Regions from separate parts of the Homo sapiens genome. Here region 1 is linked to region 2. Evidence: chromatin contacts called from ENCODE Hi-C data. All regions are on one chromosome and are shown on one strand. The core of a region is the stretch at or near the end of the contact, and the rest is flanking DNA. Distances in the headings are between cores, read along the strand shown.

The links. A loop is a pair of places that touch in the nucleus more often than their neighbours do. Pooled maps may share reads with other maps.
Region 1: a map of OCI-LY7 shows a loop between it and region 2 (6-fold over the local background). The contact joins two enhancer-like sites. A Hi-C loop is called at or near these places in 2 of 168 maps with a recorded cell type or tissue (B cell and OCI-LY7), 3 of 37 single-sample maps with no recorded cell type and 2 of 50 pooled maps.

The regions. Positions count from the first base shown.
Region 1 is chr3:188,445,304-188,448,003 of GRCh38, reverse strand. The region is part of intron 4 of LPP (LIM domain containing preferred translocation partner in lipoma); the gene reads right to left. Among named protein-coding and RNA genes, the nearest start is that of LPP-AS1, 120 kb to the left of the region's middle. Within about 2 kb of position 1,288, at least 2 of the 41 ENCODE cell types and tissues checked have a DNase peak (open chromatin) inside an H3K27ac peak, as active enhancers do; they include B cell and OCI-LY7, where a contact is called at or near this core.
Region 2 is chr3:188,241,886-188,244,585 of GRCh38, reverse strand. All of the region lies in intron 2 of LPP (LIM domain containing preferred translocation partner in lipoma), which reads right to left. Among named protein-coding and RNA genes, the nearest start is that of FLJ42393, 65 kb to the right of the region's middle. Within about 2 kb of position 1,350, at least 4 of the 41 ENCODE cell types and tissues checked have a DNase peak (open chromatin) inside an H3K27ac peak, as active enhancers do; they include B cell and OCI-LY7, where a contact is called at or near this core.

The DNA.
Region 1 (2,700 bases), core at 39-2,538, 200 kb before region 2:
ATAGTTTGAAAACAACCTCCAATCTACTCTTCTATGTGGTTGAGGCTTGGGAATCCACTCTGGCCCCCCAGTACAACAGTAGATAATTTGACACAATCAAATGAGAGTAAATGGTAGTAAACAAAATAGAAATAGCACTGATGGTAAATGAGGAGGCATATGTTCTTGTCCCTACTCTATGGCCATACTGCTATAGAATCCCGGAGAGTCACCTTTTTTTTTTCTTCTAAGATGGAGTCTTGCTGTGTCGCCCAGGCTGGAGTGCAATGGCGCGATCTCGGCTCACTGCAACCTCCACTTCCCGGGTTTTAAGTGATTCTCCTGCATCAGCCTCTGGAGTAGCTGGGATTACATGCCACCATGACAGGTTAATTTTTTTTTTTTTTTTTTTTTTTTGAGGCAGTCTCACTCTGTCGCCCAGGCTGGACTGCTATGGTGTAATCTCTGCTCACTGCAACCTCTGCCTCCTGGATTCAAGTAATTCTCCTGCCTCAGCTTCTTGAGTAGTTGGGATTACAGGCACCTGCCACCATGCCTGACTAATTTTTGTATTTTTAGTAGAGACGGGGTTTCACCATGTTGGGCAGGCTGGTCTCGATCTCCTGACCTCATGATCCTCCCACCTCGGCCTCCCAAAGTGCTGGGATTACAGGCGTGAGCCACCACGCCCAGCCAAGAGTCACTTTTGCTTTGGACCTTATATATGCCCTGTAAAATCAAGTGATTCTCAACCCTGGTTTCACAAAATCATGTGGGAAATTTCTATAAACTACTGATGTGCAGACCCACTGCAAAACAATGAAATCAGAGTCTCTCAAGTTGAAGCCCTGGCATTTGTGTTTTATAAAACTCCCTCCAGGTAAAGCCAGAATTGATTGCATAGATGATCTCTGAGGTTTTTCTCAAGGCTTTCTAAGGTTCTGTATCCAAAGGAATCAGAGTTAGACCACACAGGCCACAAATCACATGTCAGACTTTTTGAAGCCCATACACTTCAAAAAACCTCCTTAATTAAGCCAACTGCTAAAGGAGAGACACCATCTCGTCTCTCACTCGTCCTGTGGTCACCAGCACCTGCTCTTGAGAAAGCAACTACAAAAATGAGAAAAACAGAAGTTCTATAATAGAATCCACATTTCTAGAAAGCTTACAAATGAGGCTTAGAGCTAAAAAGGACATGGAGAAAAGGCAAAAGAAAGCCATGAAAACAATCACGGTCCAATCATTCCCTGGGCAACTCACTCCATTGCCATGTTGAAAACATAGATGTTAGAAACCAAAGGGTTTTTTGAAGAAAGCAGGAGCTGAGTGGGAACTTGGAGAACAACAATGAAAGCAATGCCACAAAGAGAAGCTGACAAGCTCTGGAAGCAGCAAAACATTTTCATCAGTCCGTGAAAAATTAAGGAAATTTGGGGAAATGAGTTTAGAAAAGGAGATTGTTTACAAACAAATAAAAACAAAGAAAAATAAAAACCCACAGAAGCCTTTTGATGGCAATGTAAAACCAGTTACTTCAGAAACTAAAGACAGAGAAGTTAAATGACATACACAGTAACCAACAGGTTACAATGACACTTTTAAAAAGAAAAGGCTGAGATAATCTATGGTCAATTTCATGATGTTTTGACCTTGAGGGCCTGACTGGCACGGCGTCTGGAGAGTGGCAGAAAGAGACACATTTCAGAAAAACTGAAAGTCAAACACCACCTGCTACTTTCACTAGTTCTTCTAGGCCGTGTGAGATTGGAGTGGCAAAATGAAGCTGGGCTCTCATGCTCACTTAAAATGATGGACAACACCAGTGTGTTTATTAAAGAGAGCTGTTTCTAGTCATTTAAGTGGTGTCCCACAAGCCGTAATCAACCAAGCATTGTGGACAAGACTCTCCTGAAATTATTATGCATAGAACACATGTGGCAAGACCGCTGCCTTCAAGCAGACTATGAGAAGGCTCTTACTGAAAAAGAAAAACAGTGGGTGCAAAACTGGCAGAAAACTTCCCCTCCCTGTTAAATGGCATACGGAAGAAACAAATAAAATAATTTATTCTAAGAAGAGAGACCTTAAAAATGATAAAACTGATAGGAAACCATTACATCTATCCTGTATCACAAAAAATGGCCAGGAATTCTTTATCTCATTACCTTGCTGCATATGTTGGAGATGTGTGTGTCTCTGTGTGCCTGTGACTTTCACAGCTTGAGCTATTATATATTTATTTGTTTATAATCTATCAGGAGAGCAAATACTTTGGTCATTGCTTATTCCTGGTCCTAAAACAGTGCCTGGCACATCATGAGTTCCAAACATTGCCTGAATAAATGAATGAATGAATCAATGTCTTTTTTACTTTTTTTTTTTAAATTATACTTTAAGTTCTGGGATACATGTGCAGAACGTGCAGGTTTGTTACATAGGTATACATATGCCACGGTGGTTTGCTGCATCCGTCAACCTGTCATCTACATTAGGTATTTCTCCTAATGCTATCCCTCCCTAGTCTCCCACTGCCCAACAGGCCCCGGTGTGTGATGTTACCCTCCCTGTGTCCATGTGTTCTCATTCTTCAACTCCCAATTATGAGTGAGAACATACGGTGTTTGGTTTTCTGTTCCTGTGTCAGTTTGCTGAGAATGATGGTTTCCAGCTTCATCCATGTCCCTGCAAAGGACATGAACTCATCCTTTTTTATGGCTG
Region 2 (2,700 bases), core at 101-2,600:
AGGGAGTATTCTGACCAAAGTCTTGGTCTTGAAGGAGAGGCATAGTCTTCTAATTGCTTTGATGAATCACAGACCAAACAGTGATTCAGCTCTGAAAGAAACCTTAGAGATGGGCATTCCAAGGTCTCATGGGGTTAGTAGCAGAAGCAGGACTGGAACCCAGAACCCAAGTTGGACCACTAGACTGGTGCCTCTCCCTAAGCCCACTCTGCCTCTTCCATGTCTGTGAATGAGCTTACCACTCCTAGCTATGCAAAACTGCATAGAACCATTTCAGCAAGAGGCTCAGGTAGCATTAAAGAAGTTCCCACCTCAACGATGTCAATTTTTTGTTACTGTTGTCTTGAGGAAGCATGTTTGCTTTTAAACGCTCCCAAATTAAAAGCCATTCTCAGCCTTCCTACAATTGTATGTGCGCTGGGCGCAGTGGCTCACTTCTATAATCCCAGAACTTTGGCAGGCCGAGGCAGGCAGATATCTTAAGGCCAGGAGTTCGAGACCAGCCTGCACAACACGGTGAAACCCCACCTCTACTAAAAATACAAAAATTAGCCGGGCGTGGTGACGGGCACCTGTAAGCTACTCAGGAGGCTGAGGCAGGAGAATCGCTTGAACCCGGGAAGTGGAGGTTGTGGTGAGCAGAGATTGTGCCTCTACTCTCCAGCCTGCGCGACAGAGCGAGACTCTGTCTCAAAAAAATAAAAATTTTAAAAATAAAATAATTAATTAAAAAAAAAGATGTGGACCTGAACTCAGATTAGTGTCAGAGTGAACTTTCTAGTTAGCCTCCTCTTTCCACAGTGAAGAAATTACACCCAGAGAGACTGAGGTTAGTCACCCTGTCCAATCACAGCACCAGTTACACAGCACCTGAACTCAGAAGGGTCTAGCACCTTTTGCTCAGTGCTGCCAGTGTGGTGGTCTATGGCCTCATTCTCATAGCCTGCAAGTGATAGACCCCAGGACAGCAAGAATCATGCCAAAAGGATAACATCAATTAGCCTGTGTATTGTAGAAACAGATCACGAGATTTTAGAACGTAAAGAAAGAGAAAAAGAAACGATTTATTTCGCAGCTTTCCGTGCAAGCTTTTCAAAGGCCCTTCCCAGATCCGGCCTTCTGAGACACCACCCCAAGCCCCCGGAGGTTTGTTCTCTACTTAAATTGCCCCAAACTATGCTGTTTTCCTATCAATACTCAACAGCAAAGATGGAAAAGAATTGCCAATTTCTTGTGAATCCTGAAGATTTCCTTTATGAGTCATGGGAAACTAAAATAACCTGAGGGGTAGGGGGAACGGTAGAAACAGTTTTAAATCGGTTCTCACTAGTTTGTTTTACAGTGTGGTATAACTCCTGAGAACAGAAAAAATCAAGTTTCTAGAGTTGTTGTAAAAATAGGAGTTTTTGTCAGGTTGTGTCAGCTGTCACTGTGGCATTTCTTATTAGTATTTTTCTGTCTTTTTTTTGTTATATTAATTATAGTTTGATCACTGTAAGAGCTATTTTGAATCTATGGGACTTTCCTAACCAGATTGTTTTGGCATTTTAAAGTTACTCACATTCAGGGCCTAAACAATATAGCAAGTATCTTTTCTTCCTCTCTTTTTTATACTCAAATTCTGAACAAAGGAACCATCTGTTCTCTCTCTGAAAACATCAGCCCTTGTTTTCATTTTTCATTAATCATAATGCCTCAAACTTACATAATCTCTTTCTCCAACTTGCTTATTAAAGCATTTTGTAGACATCGCCTCATTCGTCTTCAATATCATCCCCTACAAACTAAGGAGAAAGGGGAAATGTTTGCTAATTTTCACTTAGGTAAGTGATTATCAGATGTTTAATGAATTTTGCATGAATGATGGCATGTTAGCCTCAGAAGGGACCTTGATGATCACCTGGCCCAGTTCTGGCTCTTGCATTTGTAAAATGAAGACCCAGAAAGGAGAAGTGATTTCACATTCTATTTGTGTACCTAACTCTCTACTCCTGACTGTAAGTGGTGAGGGTAAGAACCGTGTCTTTCACAGTTTTGTATCTCCAGTACCTGGTGTGTATTTGTTGAATGGATGAAAATGCTTGCAAATAGTCACACAGGTGGCTATGACAGAGCTGGGGTCAGAGCTCTACTCTCCTGCCTTCCCATTCAATGTGTGTGGTTTTTTTTTCCTTCTTCTTTTCCTTCTCTCTCTCTCTCTCTGTCTCTCTCTTTCTTTTTATAATACAATATAGACCTGAATGCAAGAAGAATCAAGCAGAGACACAACTAAAAAGGTGATGAGGATGGAGAGGATAAAAAGCAGGCTTTTACCTATAAGTTAGAAATAGGTTGAACAAACCCAGTAGAAATCAAGTTTAGCCATTAGCCATGCTAAAAAATAACCCATGTTAAGGCTGAGTGTCTAAAAGCTCTGCATTCCTTATGTGTGCCATATATTTAAGGATTTAGTGGATTCCTTAAACATTACCCAACTGAGGAAATGATCTGTCTTAACGCCAAAGGACAGCATGCCTCCTTAACACCTATTAGCCCAAAAAAAGCACATCATCCACCCTGCGATTTGGCCTCATCACTCACTGTAACTCAAGAGGACATACAGCGTCAGAATCATGAAATCTACCAGCCCAAAGTTTTCCAATGAGCAGAGGTCACTGGAATAAAGACCTTTATTCCATATGCCTAGCTGGAAGTCAGAAA